2 separate regions of the Homo sapiens genome follow, and region 2 is linked to region 1. A link is an interaction called in ENCODE POLR2A ChIA-PET data of the cell type or tissue named here. Cell type or tissue: Panc1. All regions are shown on one strand. Links, peaks and the distances in the headings refer to the core of each region. The heading gives the core; the rest is flanking DNA.

Region 1 (7,364 bases), core at 1,153-6,152:
TAAGGTTTGGGTGTGCCAATGTACTGGAGACAGAAAATTGACTCACTAATTAAACCATAGCCTGAAACTTGCATGTTCAATACAGGCCTGCAATTTCCTTTACCTAGGCTTGGTCTCAGGTATTCTTCATAGTAAAGGTGATATTGCTATTGTATCACTATGACTCATGGTGTTAGGACACCAAATTCCTCATTACATCTTTATTTTAAACTTCTAAACTAGTATAGCTCCTAGGATTAAAAGGATTGCAGATTTTTAATTTTTTTAAAAAAGAGGCAGTATTTAGGTGTACCTGGTAGGGGAGAGAACAAGCATAAGGAAAAATGAATAAATTGGGGCTGTACTGTTACCAGCCATTTTGAAGACAAGGTAAAGCTTTTTCATTTTTCTGATGAGGCAGCTCTGGGAATGCATTATCTTGGTTCCCTGCATGTTTTCTGGGCATGGGAAGCAGCATAACAAACAGAACAAAGGAGTAGAAAGCTTTCTATTTCTTACCCCATGCAATTGTTTGATTTTGAGATTTGAGCTAGGTATTTCAAGGACTGCCATTAACCAGCTATGTAACCTGGTGTTAACTGTTAAGTTTTACTCACTTCAAATTTGCTTTTGTTTCTCCAAAACGTTTTGCGCATTTATAAGATAAATAAAAATCAGCATTTTTAGAAGGCAGCTATGATCACCACTCTACCACCAATGCCACGAAAATCTGTATTCTTGATTACCTGCTGGAAATAAAAATGTAATTGCTAAAATACTCAGTATAAGTTAAGTGATACAAGTAAAGATCTATCATGTGTTAAGTTTCAAGTTTCACTTAATGTTCTTAATAAAATAATGGTAGTTTGAATTCTCTACAAATATGTTCAGCCTATAATATTCTAAATTTACAGATGCTTGAGAACACATAATATTTTTGATTAACTGAATGTCAAACTATTATCCTACCTTGTAAATAGCATAGAAATTTTAACTATAGTCTTTAAAAAGTCAAATTTCATTGGTAGGGAAGTGTAAATGTATGATTTTTTTAAAACACAACATTAAAAGGTTGAGGTTATAACTTTCATAAAGATGAAATCACTATTTAAAAGCTGCACATACACTGATTATTATTGTTTGTCTTAGAAGATGTATCTTTAAATTGCTGGAAGACATCATGAATATTTTCATTGCTAATTATTGGTAAAGTCTTTAGTATATGTCAGTTCTGTTTGTGTGGGTATGGTTGCTGTAGTGCGGCTTAACAAAAACAATGCTTCATATCAGTGAAAGCTCTTCTTTGGTTTAATTTGGGTTGTGGTTATATTGTTTTTTCACATCACGTGAGCTGATTGCAAGGGGTTAACCCAAAATGAGCCACTTCACTTAAAATTATTCTATATGTTAGTTTGTGAATTCTGTTGTTGGTATTTAAATGTATATCATAGTTTAATCATATCACATAAAGTTGTGATTTCAGGAATACTTTATATTTCTTTTGCTGTTTTTGCTTGTGACAATTGACTAGTCCACCACATAGAATTTCTTAGTCTTTCTAACACTAGTTGAACATTTGAACTGACCAGATGATTTTATGGAAAGAGCATGAGACAATGGAAGTCAAATCTCTGTTCTATACCTTGCTTTGCCCCTTTCTGGCTACAGGAGCCTCAGAAGTCACTCCGAGATGCAGCAAAGTGCAGGGGATCAAACCATTGATTGCTGAATTTGAGTCTTACTTTCGTCATTTATTATTAGCTGTGTGACAGCTGGTAAATTAACTTAATCTCTCTGTCTCTGTGTTTTCATTTGTAAATGGTATTAATATTAGTGCCTCTCCCCCAGGGTTCTTAAGAAGATTAAAACAGTTGATATTTGTAAAGTACTTAGAATATTGCCTGTACAGCTAATTATTTAATAACATTTTAATGTGATGTGACCTCATTAGATCTGATGTCTACAAACAGTACTTTGAGTTTGAGAATTGTTATCATTTTAAGTGTTTCTTGCCTTTGTTTTCAGTATATCTTGAAATTATTAAACTTCGACTGGTGAAAAAAAAAAAAAAAACTACTCAGTGCCCTGAGATACCTTCTATATCCCTGCTTTTTTAAAAACTTCAGGTTGGTTAAATCTTACATCTATGTTGTCATAGATCAGCAGTCCTCAATTTTTTGGCAGATATTTTTTCTACAGACGTGGGGGTATGGGGGCGATGGTTTCAGGGTGATTCAAGCACAGTTCATTTATTGCTCATTTATTTCTATTACATTGTAATATATAATGAAATATTAAATAATTATGCAATCCATTATCATGCAGAATCAATGGGAGCCCTGAGCATGTTTTCCTGCAACTAGACAGTCCCACCTGGGGGTGATGGGAGATAGTGACAGATCACCAGGCATTAGATTTTCATAAGGAGCATACAACCTAGATCCCTCACATGCACAGTTCACAATAGGGTTCATGCTCCTATGAGAATCTAATGCTGCCCCTGATCTGACAGAAGGCAGAGCTTGGGTGATAACATGAGCAACGAAAAGTGGCCATAAATACAGACGAAGCTTTGCTCATTCACCTCCTGCTCACCTCCTGGTGTGCAGCCCAGTTCCTAACAGGCCATGCACTGGTTCTGATCCATGGTCCAGGGATTGGGGACCCCTGGCAGAGATGACCCTTAAAGGTGTGCTGATATAAATTACTAAGGGGTTCACTGTTCATTTTCTGGAAGTGCTTTTTGGCTTAGGAAGCCAAAAAGCATGTGGTGTGGAAATGTCCAGGAATCTGTGAGAGGACAAGTGCTGTCAGATCATCCAGGTGCCTTGAGCTGTCCCCATGGGTTCCTTTCCTGCTCTCTGAACATGTCCTGCTGCTGCTCCACGCCTTTCCACTCAGTGTTCACTCACCCTGCAGGCGTCTTCTCTTCCTTCCTCATTTAGGTCTCAACGTAAAGGTCATCTCCCAGATAGCCTTCCCTGAACCCCAGTTCTTCTAGAGCCCTATTCCTGAAATTCTAGCCCATTGACCCCTGCATTTTTTAAATTGCATTTTAATTGATTATGAAGTTTTAAGGAATAACACAGAGGGATCCCTTGTACTCCTTAACCTGGTTTCCCTCAGAGGTAATGTCTTGAAAAACTATAGGAGGGTGTCACACCCAGGATATGGCATTAACATAATCCACCAATCTTCAGATTTCCTGTTTTTCTGGTACTCATTTTGTGCTGGATTTAGTCCTATACAATTCTGTCACAGTGAGGCCGGGCACGGTGGCTCACGCCTGTAATCCCAGCACTTTGGGAGGCCAAGGCAGGAGGATCACGAGGTCAGGAGATCAAGACCATCCTGGCTAATACCGTGAAACCCCGTCTCTACTAAAAATACAAAAAAAAAATTAGCCGGACATGGTGGCGGGTGCCTGTAGTCCCAGCTACTCAGGAGGCTGAGGCAGGAGAATGGCCTGAACCCGGGAGGCAGAGCTTGCAGTGAGCCGAGATCGCGCCACTGTACTCCAGCCTGGGTGACAGAGCGAGACTCCGTCTCAAGGAAAAAAAAAAAAAAAAATTCTGTCACAGTGTGATACCATCGCAGTCAAGATCCTCAGCAGTTTCAGGATCCCTCATTTGGTCTTTTATAGCTCACCCATCTCACCCCCAATTCCCCTTCACCCACTCCAACCCTAAGCCTGGCATCCACTAATCTGTCTTCCATTCCTAAAATTTTACCATTTCATGAATGTTACATACATGGAAACATACAGTGTGTAACCTTTTGGAATTGGCTTTTTTCACTCCACATAACTCCTCAGACTTTCACCCATGTTGTGTGTATCGGTAGTTCATTCCTTTTTATTGCTGAGCCATATACCATGGTGTGATGTGCCATAGTTTAACGACTCACTTGTTGAAAGACATCCAGGCTGTTTTCAGTGTTAGGCTATTAAGAATAAAGCTGGCATGAAATTTCATGTATGCAATTACCATACAACTCAGCAACAACTTTTCTTCCCTCTTGGATAAATGCCCAGAGTGCACTTGCTGAGTGGTATGGTAATTGCATGTTTAGTTCTATAAGAAGTTGCCCAACTATTTTTCAGAGTGGCTATAATGTTTTATATCTGTTATCTAACTGAAATAGAGTCCACTCACCTGGCATGGGAAAACCAGTTATCCACACTGAGGTTTGTAGGCACCAAGTAAGGAGCATCAGCCAGCTCACACTTAAGTCCTGAGCTCCCTGATGCCTATCAGCTAAGGGTTTTTTGTTTTGTTTTGTTTTGTTTTTGTTTTGAGACAGTCTTGCTTTGTCACCCAGGCTGGAGTGCAGTGGTGCAATCTCAGCCAACTGCAGCCTCTGCCTCCCGGGTTCAAGTGATTCTCCTGCCTCATCCTCCCGAGTATCTGGGACTACAGGTGCCTGCCATCATGCGGGGCTAATTTTTGTATTTTTAGTAGAGACGGGGTTTCACCACGTTGGACAGGCTGGCCTCAAACTCCTGACCTCAGGTGATCTGCCCGCCTTGGTCTCCCAAAGTGCAAGGATTACAAGCCACCACACCCAGCCAGGTAAGGCGTTTTTAAGGCAGGGGTAATTTCAGGAAAGCACACGCTACAGGCAAAATTTTAAATCAATACATGGAGGTCACACATTGGTTTTGGCCTAAAGGATGGGCTATGAAATGGGAGCTTTCAGGTCACAGGTTAATTCAAAGATACTCTGATTTCCAACTGGCTAGGGAAGAGAAGCTTTGTTTTAAAATTTGGGGTCAGCAAAGAATGTTACTTCTGGCTCATGGCTGTGACTTCCTCCAGACCCCTCAGGAAAAAATTTAAAATGAAGAATGATAGTCAAGAGTTCAGTCCCCAGTTCCCCTTATCTGAGGTCTATGTGCTGGCAGATCCATTTGGTAGGGGTCTGGGTTCCTGAAAAACAACTCAGGGACATATGTGAAGCTATTATCTTTAGCTTCTGTAGGGGAACCAAACATCCTGTGATTCTAGCTTCCTCGGCTATTGTTCTAAGCTACAGTTACCTTCTTGCTTATCAGGTTGCTTATGTACTTCTCAGGGCCAGCTACATGCCTAGAATTTCCCTTGAAGAAACTCAGGATTTTCCTTTATTGCTGTGCTTGAAGGATGGGGGAACTGCAGGTCCCTAAGAGAGGTGTCCTTGCTCCATCTCACATTCCCACAAGCAATTTATGAGAGATCCAGGTTCTTTGCATCCTCACCAGTATTTAATGTTGTCATTTTTTAAAATTTTAGGGATTCTGATGGATGTGCAGTGATGTTTCAGTGTCTCATTGTGGTCTTAATTTGCCCTTACTGGTGGCTAATGATGTTGAGCTTGTTTTGTTTTTTTTTTTTTTGAGATGGAGTCTCGCTCTGTCATCCAGGCTGGAGTGCAGTGGCGCGATCTCGGCTCACTGCAAACTCTGTCTCCCAGGTTCATGCCATTCTCCTGCCTCAGCCTCCCAAGTAGCTGGGACTACAGGCACCCACCACCATGCCTGGCTAATTTTTTGTATTTTTAGTAGAGACAGGTTTCACCATGTTAGCCAGGATGGTCTCGATCTCCTGACCTCGTGATCCACCCGCCTCGGCCTCCCAAAGTGCTGGGATTACAGGCGTAAGCCATTGCGCCTAGCCGATGTTGAGCATCTTTTGATGCTTATTGACATCTGTATATCTGCTTTGGTGAAATATTTGTTCATATCTTTTCCCCATTTTCTAATTGAATGGTTTGGGTTTTCTGTTGTTGTTGTTATTGTTATTCTTGTAGAGATTTGAGAGTTCTTTGTATATTCTAGATATCAGTCTTTTGTTGAGTACGTGTTTGCAAATATTTTTTCCCTGTTTTAGTTTGTCGTTTTATCCTCTTCATATATTTGAACTGTCATAGAGCATTTTTAAAAATTTCTGATTTTTTTTTTTTTTTTGAGACACAGTCTTGCTGTGTTGCCCAGGCTGGAGTGCAGTGGCGTGATCTCAGCTCACTGCAACCTCCACCACCTGGGTTCTAGCTATTCTCCTGCCCCAGCCTCCAGAGTAGCTAGGATTACAGGTGCCCACCACCATGCCTGGCTAATTTTTATATTTTTAGTAGAATCAGGGTTTCACCATGTTGGCCAGGCTGGTCTTGAACTACTGACCTCAAGTGATCCACCTGCCTTGGCCTCCCAAAGTGCTGGAATTACAGGCGTGAGCCACCATGCCTGGCCTTAATTTTCAATTTGATTTTAATTTTTAATTCATATATCATCCCTTTTGTGAATTGTGCTTTTGTTGTCAAGACTCTCTTCCCAGCCCTAGATCCTGAAAATTTCCTTTTATGTTTTTTTCTAAAAGTTTAACAGTTTTCTTCTTTGCAGTTAAGTTTATGGTCTGTTTTTAGGTGTGATGGTTGGGTGAAGATGATTTTTTTTTTTTGCCTATGGATATCCGGTTGCTGTAGGACCATTCATTGAAAAGGCTATCCTTCTCTGTTGAATTGCTTTGGCATTTTGTCAGAGTTTAGTTGAGCTTATTTGTGTGGGTCTGTTTCTGGGTTTTCTATTCTGTTCGAGTCGTGTGTGTGTCTGTCCCTCTTCTGTCGATACTGTACTCTTTTCATCACTATACTAGGCTTTAATATAGGGTAGAGTGATTTTCCTGTTAGATTCTTCTTTGTTAAGATGTTAAGCTATTCCAAGGCCTATCCCTTTCCATATACTTTTTTTTTCTTGAGACAGGGTCTTGCTCTGTCTCCCAGACTGGAGTACAGCCGTGCGATCATGGCTCACTGCAGCCTTCACTTCCTGGGCTTAAGTAATCCATCTGCTTCAGCCTCACTTGTAGCTGGGACCACAGGTGTGTGCCACCATGCCCACCTAATTTTTTAATTTTTTTATACAGACAGGATTTCACCATGTTTCTCAGACTGGTCTCAAACTCCTGGGCTCAAGTGATCCTCCCATCTCAGCCTCTCAAAGTGCTGGGATTACAGGTGTGAGCCACTACACCCAGCTCGTATAAATTTTAGAACACACACATCTATGTCTGCGAAAAAATAAAATAAAACAAAACATACTGGGATTCTGATAGAGATCGTATCAAACCTATAGATCAATTTGGGTAGTGACTAAGCCTCTCTTTTTTTGACCAAGCTTGAGTCAGATTCCTCTGAGTCCCCTTTCTTTTTTTTTTTTTTTTTTTTTTTTTTTTTTAATGGAGTCTCGCTCTGTCACCCAGGCTGGAGTGCAGTGGCGCTATCTCGGCTCACTGCAGCCTCCGCCTCCTGGGTTCACGCCATTCTCCTGCCTCAGCCCCCCGAGTAGCTGGGACTACAGGTGCCCACCACCACGCCTGGCTAATTTTTTTGTATTTTTAGTAGAGACGGGG
Region 2 (7,364 bases), core at 1,477-6,476, 70 kb before region 1:
AGGTGAATGATTAAGCAACCTGTCTCCATACCAATGAAAATGAATGGATGGCCGGACACAGTGGATCACGCCTGTAATCCCAGCACTTTGGGAGGCCAACATGGCCAGATCACCTGAGATCAGGAGTTCAAGACCTGCCTGGCCAACATATTGAAATCCTGCTTCTATTAAAAATACAAAAATTAGCCAGGCATGGTGGGCGCCTATAATCCCAGCTGCTTGAGAGGCTAAGGCAAGAGATTCACTTGATCCCAGGAGACGGAGGTTGCAGTGAGCCGAGATCATACCACTGCACTCCAGTCTGGGCAAGAGAGTGAGACTCTGTCTCCAAAAAAAATAAAAAATAAAAATAAAGGAAATGAACAGACTATTGATACATGCAACCTAGATGAATCTCAAGGATATTACTGAATGAAAAATGTCAATCTCAAAAAGTCACATACTATATAATTCCATTTATATGACAGTCTTAAAATGACAAGAGTATTAAGACGAAGCACATATTAGTGGTTGCCAGGGATTAGGAATGGGGGTGTTGCACATGACTAAAAAGGGCTAGCGTAAGGGAGATGTTTGAGGTGATAGAATAGTTCTGTATCCTGATTGCAGTTAGATGAATCTGCATGTGTGATAAAAGCGCACAGAACTGTACATGCACATTGTGCTAATGTCAGTTTTCTGATTTTGGTATTATGCTACAGTTACATATGATATAACCACTGGGAGAAACTGCAGGAAAGTTACATGGGATCCCTCCATATCATCTTTGCAACTTCCTGTGTCTATACTTAGTTCAAAATAAAAAGTTTTTTTAAAAGGGTCATAGAACAGTAAATCCAAAAAAGTGAACTGTATGTTAAAAAAAAAAAATTACAAAAACAAGACTTGCAGGCAGAGCTTCAGTCTTCTCCTGTTCTGGTGACCAGTTCTCACACACATGGAACTCACAGAGAAGAATTGAATATCCAGATTAAAAATCAAAACTCAACTGATCTGTCAAAGTAGTATCCACCTCTTTCCATAGAACTGGTACAGGAGTTCCCACGTGACTCCATGTTTGCCAAAAAACACATAGGAAGAGGTGTTCAACTGCAGCTTCACTGAAAGTTTTCCTAACTGTTGAGAAGAGAACACCAGACGAGATGTCTTTGTTTTGGATGTGACATCTGTAACAGCCATGGCCATTCACCAAGCACAAAAACAAAGTCAATCCACAAAGGAAGGCAGAGTGAGGAGAACCACAGAGAAGTGGGATTGGGGCCCGGTCCAACACCACACTGATTCTGAATCCACTCTCCATCTGGACCCCTTGTAATGTGACATAATTAACTTCTTAATTGTGAAGTCAGTCAAAGTTGGGATGGTTACCTGGAGATGAAGCCATCCTACATGAGATGGTAAGAACCTTCATTAACAGAGAACTCGCTGGATTTTCCTTGGTTTTGGAAGTTGTTCCCAAACACAAGTGGGTATCAGAATCACTTGCAGGTGATTAAACCATAGATTACTCAGTTCCATCCACAGACTTTCTAATTTCTTAGGTCTGAGGACCAAGGATTGCATTTTTAAGAAGTTCTCAAGTAATATTTACATTGTTCTTTCAGAGCTACACATGGAGAATCACTGTTTTGGACTAATTGCTTCAACTCTTTCCTGTTAATTCGAGCTCCCCTGCAGGGCAGTGAAATTGCTTGGCAGGAACACACCTGAATCCCATGTGATTCAAGGTAACTCAATCCCAAAGGCAAAAAGCATAAGGGAGTCATTTACTTTCCACAGTAATTACCCCCACCCCAGGGACAACATCCTCTATGCCATATGATAAATAATTCTTACATGAATAAAATTATCACTAAGCAAGCCATTCAGATTGTGATTATTTGGAGATTAGCAAGAATAGGATTCATTTTGTGTGACATTAAATAAAAATATCTTGCAGCTAAATCCTGAGAATGACTTGCTCACACCCATTTGGCAAACTGTTATCAAATAGATTCCTATGTTCTGAACACTCTACTAAGCACTGGTTACAAAGGTAAGTTGTCCTCTCTCCTTAAACTCACAATTTAATAAAGGGAAGATTTCAATATTTACGCTATGATGAGGTTTTCTCTAATAGTGGAGAACACAGGGTACTGCCAGACCACAGAGAAAGGAGGTACCCATCTTCACAGAACTCAAGGGAGCCCTGTGTGGGCTTCCATTTGTCAAACAGTCTACAAATAATTTTTATTCAATGATTTTCCTTGATCTTCACAATGACCCTGCAAGGCCGATACGGGCATGAACATTTTTCTCATTTCAGGAAACCTGAGGTAAACTGAGGCTCTGGAAACAGAGCTCACTTACTATTAAAGAGCAGGCAATGATGCAAACTCTGGACTCTGACATGACCCTCTCTCTCCCTTATCCCCAGCCCCTTTGCAGGACATCCCTGTCAACTCCAGTGGTTCTCAGACAGTCTGATCTTTTAAGGATTGCTAAGGATCAAAGGATTGATGATTTCAGCAAACAGCTAGATAATAGGCAGGACTGGCCCATTAGTCATAAAAGATCTGCTTTAGAAAATCTGAGAAATGTGGCTGGGCATGGTGGCTCATGCCTGTAATCCCAGAACTTTGGGAGGCAGACACAGGTAGATCACTTCAGGCCAGGAGTTCGAGACCAGCCTGGCCATCATGGCAAAACCCCGTCTCTACTAAAAATACAAAAATTAGCTGGGTGTGGCGTCACCCACCTCTAATCCCAGCTACAGATGGGAGAATCACTTGAACCCAGGAGGCAGAAGTTGCAGTGAGTGGAGATCACACCACTACACTCCAGCCTGAATGACACAGTGAGACTCTGTCTCATAAAAAGAAAAAGAAAAGAAAAACTGTGAAATGAATAAACTATGGTGGTGCTGTCTTGAGGGTAACTACAGATCAAATCTCTGACTTGAGGGTGGATTTCTGCTCGTATGACATGGAAAGCTGATAACTACCTTTTGAAACAATAGAATTGGTTTTGCTTCAATGGTGGTTGTTTAAAACACGCTTTTTTCTTCATTTTCTCATTTGTTTAAAGAAAATTAAGACCCATTAAGGTGGTACTCTTTCCATTATTAATCTGTATCACTTTAGAGTTTACACAATTTGTTTAGTGACCTTTTCCTTCACTTCTCAATAACCAGCTGGTACTTTTTCTTAATATTCTATTTCATATTCTGGCTCTATAGTATATTTTAATTTAAATATATTAATTAGATACAAAGTGAATTCTTTTGGCTTTTCATATTATGAAATGAGAAAAATCCTTCCAGTTTTGCAAAATTTTTGCTAGACTGAATGCTATTGAAGTTTTCAGCAATTGCTTAAAGTTTAGAGACATTTTACAGATATAACTTTTTAATTATTAAAATTTTTTAAGTTACAGGTTTAAATGTCAGAAAAATATATTATGATCCATTTTTTTTAAAAAAAAGGGAAGGGAGGGAGGAAAGGAGAAAGGGAAAAGGAAAGGAAGGAAAGGATGAGTAGTAGGGAAGAGGAGGGGAGGGGAAGGGAGAGAGAGGAAAGAAGAATGCATGGAGGGAGAGAGGGAAGGAAGGAGGGAAGGAAGGAAGAAAGGAAGGGAGGACTGAAGGAAGGAAGGAAGAAAAGGAATGAAGGAAGGAAGAAAAGGAAAAGGAAGAAAAGGAAGGAAGGGTGAAAGCCATCACAAACAGGGGGAAGGATTACAGGATTGAGGAGGCAAGCAGTTACATAATGCACACTCTGAGGACTTGTAAAAGTAACATCTAGCACTTCAATGCTTTACATTGCCAAGGGTGTTTCAAAACAAAAAGAAAACTGGGAAACAAAAGGGGGAACACACTCCTCTGAAACTGGGCTATGGTATAGACCAAATGGTCTACCCATACTCCCAATCAAATTATAGTAATCTTTCTTAATTTATATGCAAGATTTAACTCTTTGAAGCCCCAATCATTTGATTGCTTGGGGCAAACAATATAATAGGAAACTCGGTCCAACTGTGGCTCATAAGAAGTACAAGTGCTGCCGCATTGTAACCCTGGGTCCCCAGTTTTGGGGTAGCACTGTGAAAAACTACCCACTTGTAACTATTGCACCTTGAATTCCATGAAGAAGCCCAGCACCTGAAAAACAAAAAACAGTTGGATCCAGAGATGCTAGATTTGGAAATGAACTTCAGTGAACTCCCCTCATTACCATACTAAAATCCTCACCCAGGGAGGAGCTTACTCAACTTTTCCTATACATGCGATGTGTGTAGTAGCATGATTAGCAACTGCACCTGCACTGACTTGACTTTACCTCTACATACAATGACTCAGCTCACCAGCCCAGTAAAAGCCCTGTTTCCACCATCGCTCAGGGAAGCACTGCTTTAGGAACTATGCCTGGTGTCCTCCTTACTTGTTACAAATAACAAAACCCCTGTTAAATCCTCCTTGGTTGTGGTCATTGTGACACAGGAGTTAAAAAGAAATTATTTAGGCAGATAGTGAGGGTAAGAATCCTTGGTAAGGTATTCCTTTTAATAAAAAGTAGCCCCCAATTTTTTTTTTTTTTTTTGGACAAGTTCTTTCTCTGTCACTCAGGCTGGAGTGCAGTGGCATGATCTTGACTCGCTGCAACCTCCACCTCCCGGGTTTGAGGGATTCTCATGCCTCAGCCTCCAGAGTAGCTGGGATTACAGACGCATGCCACCACACCCAGCTAATTATTTTGTATTTTTAGTAGAGACAGGGTTTCACCAGTTTGGCCAGGCTGGTCACGAACCCCTGACCTCAAGTTATCCACCCACCTCAGCCTTGGTGAGCCACCAAGCCCGGCCAAATCATTTCTTTTTTTAACAAAGAGCAGCCTGTAAAATCGAGCTGCAAACATAGATAAGCAAGCTGGGAGCTTGCACAGGTGAATGTCAGCAGCTGTGCCAATAGGAAAAGGCTACCTGGGGGCTAGGCATGTTCAACATGGTGGCTCCATCTTCTGTGGGAAAGAGAGTTTCTAGGGTGCCAGATGAGTTGGTCTCCCCTGTGTGAGACACCCAGGGGGAGCCATGGGCGGCCTCTGAGGAGAAAAGTCTCCTTATTGCCTTCATGTCTTTATGCCCGAGAGCATAACAGCTCCGCGGCATTCCACAGGTTGCTCAGGGAGATAACACTCCCTTGAAGCAGTGGAGTATAATCAAACATCTTGGCTCCTCCTGAAACCCACTCCCACCCATTTCAGTCCAGATAACTTAAAGATCTTAGTAGTTTAGACACATGCCTTTGCTCAGGAAATTCACAGAAACCACCACTGCTCTACATCTTATTGAATGACTCAAGAGTTCTCCTTCACTGATTAATCCTTTTCCTCATCCCTTCCTCCCCCTCCCATCTGCCCTAAGAACAAAGAGCTTGTAAACCAATAAATTAGGTGGAGCCCGAGAACTCTGGGCCATGAGCAAGCCTCTGACACTCAGGTCTCCTGAACCTGCCTTTTAAACTCTTATTCTGTCTCTTTCTAACTCCTTTGCCTCCGCTGGACTCAGGGTACCCACCGGGTGGTGTGGGGCTGGTTTTCCCAACATCTTCTCTTTTCTTTGTCAACCATGTGTGCAGTAAGGAGCAGACAACAGGGCGCTGGCCAGGTAGAGAACCCAGCTGCATAATAAAAGATTAGGGTGGGGTGGTCATCTTCTTTGCATGCTATGTAAATGGCACACCTGGTCCAACCAATCTTTTGGCCCCATGTTAATCAGACACTTCCTACTCAAGCCAGTCTATAAGACCCCATGCACTATGCAGTGGTCCAGAAAACCCACTCAGGAGCTCCTCTCTTTCTGCAAGAAAGAGAGCAATTCTCTTTTCTTTTTCTTTTGTCTATTAAACCTCCACTCTTAAACTCACTTTTTGTATGTTCACGTCCTTGATTTCCCTCCTGTGAGACAACGAACCTCTGGTATTTACCCCAGACATCAATGCCACTTCAAGTGAACTGTCACCCACCAAGCAATTGAACCCACCCTTTGTGTGAGTAAAAATCCCTGCCCAAAACATAATCCGTGGAAACCTTTACACAGTTATCAAGGTTGTTTTCCTTAAAGGCTGATTGGAGGTGTCAGGCCTCTGAGCCCAAGCCAAGCCATCGCATCCCCTGTGACTTGCACGTATATGCCCAGATGGCCTGAAGTAACTGAAGAATCACAAAAGAAGTGAATATGCCCTGTCCCACCTTAACTGATGACATTCCACCACAAAAGAAGTGTAAATGGCCAGTCCTTGCCTTAAGTGATGACATTATCTTGTGAAAGTCCTTTTCCTGGCTCATCCTGGCTCAAAAAGCACCCTCACTGAGCACCTTGCCACCCCCACTCCTGCCCACCAGAGAACAAACCCCCTTTGACTGTAATTTTCCTTTACCTACACAAATCCTATAAAACTGCCCCACCCTTATCTCCCTTTGCTGACTCTCTTTTCGGACTCAGCCCGCCTGCACCCAGGTGAAATAAACAGCCATGTTGCTCACACAAAGCCTGTTTGGTGGTCTCTTCACATGGACACGCATGAAAGGAGGTATGGCAACTAGAGTTTATTCGCCTACCACCATCACCTTTGGCCATAAGTAAAATTCCCTTAGAAAAAAATAATTTCAACTTTGGGACTTTCTCTCAAATGAACTTATTTTATGAGTGTATGGGACACTCATTTTATTGGACAAACAATCCAGTCAGCATGTGAAATATGGCCCGTTCTACAACATTTTCCTTGTGCCAGTCATCCCCAGTCATCTGGATTAGTGGAACACACTGATGATGAAAAGAGTCAAACTCTGTAAAATATTTGAAGAGATTTATCCTGAGTGTTGACGAAAAGAGTCAAACTGTAAAATCTTCAAAGAGATTTATTCTGAGCCAAATATGAGTGAACATGGCCCATGACACAGCCCTCATGAGGTCCTGAGAACATATGCCCAAGGTGGTTGCGGGGGTGCAGCTTGATTTTATATATTTTAGGGAGACATAAGACTTCAATCAAATACATTTAAGAAATACATTGGCTTATTGGTTTGTTCTAGAAAGGCTGGACAACTCGAATCCGGTGGTGGGGTCTGGGCAGCTTCCAGGCTATAGGTAAATTTAAACATTTTCTGATTGACAATTGGTTGAGTTTGTCTAAAGACCTGGGATCAATAGAAAGGAAATGTTCAGGTTAAGATAAAAGACTGTGGAGACCAAGACTCTTTTGAAGTCTCATAGCAGCTGCCCTTAGAAACAATAGATGACAAATGCTTCCTATTAAGACCTTTTAAAAGGTGTGAGACTCTTAGTTAACTGATTCAGAATTGGAAGGGCCTGGAAGGAAAAGGTCTGTT

Evidence for each region. Peaks named below come from ENCODE experiments on the same cell type or tissue, not always from the same donor. Only the 100,000 strongest peaks of a DNase experiment are listed, where the experiment ranks them.
Region 2: POLR2A ChIA-PET joins it to region 1 with 5 read pairs; 4 of 35 experiments call an interaction of 5 or more read pairs at or near these places.

The regions. Positions count from the first base shown.
Region 1 is chr7:48,075,279-48,082,642 of GRCh38, reverse strand. No RefSeq gene overlaps it. Among named protein-coding and RNA genes, the nearest start is that of UPP1, 10 kb to the left of the region's middle. In Panc1, for the core only: no CTCF peak of the experiment used is centred there; no DNase peak of the experiment used is centred there; H3K27ac peaks cover 2,312 bases.
Region 2 is chr7:48,145,469-48,152,832 of GRCh38, reverse strand. No RefSeq gene overlaps it. Among named protein-coding and RNA genes, the nearest start is that of ABCA13, 22 kb to the left of the region's middle. RefSeq lists an enhancer at 5,581-6,221. In Panc1, for the core only: no CTCF peak of the experiment used is centred there; no DNase peak of the experiment used is centred there; H3K27ac peaks cover 4,932 bases.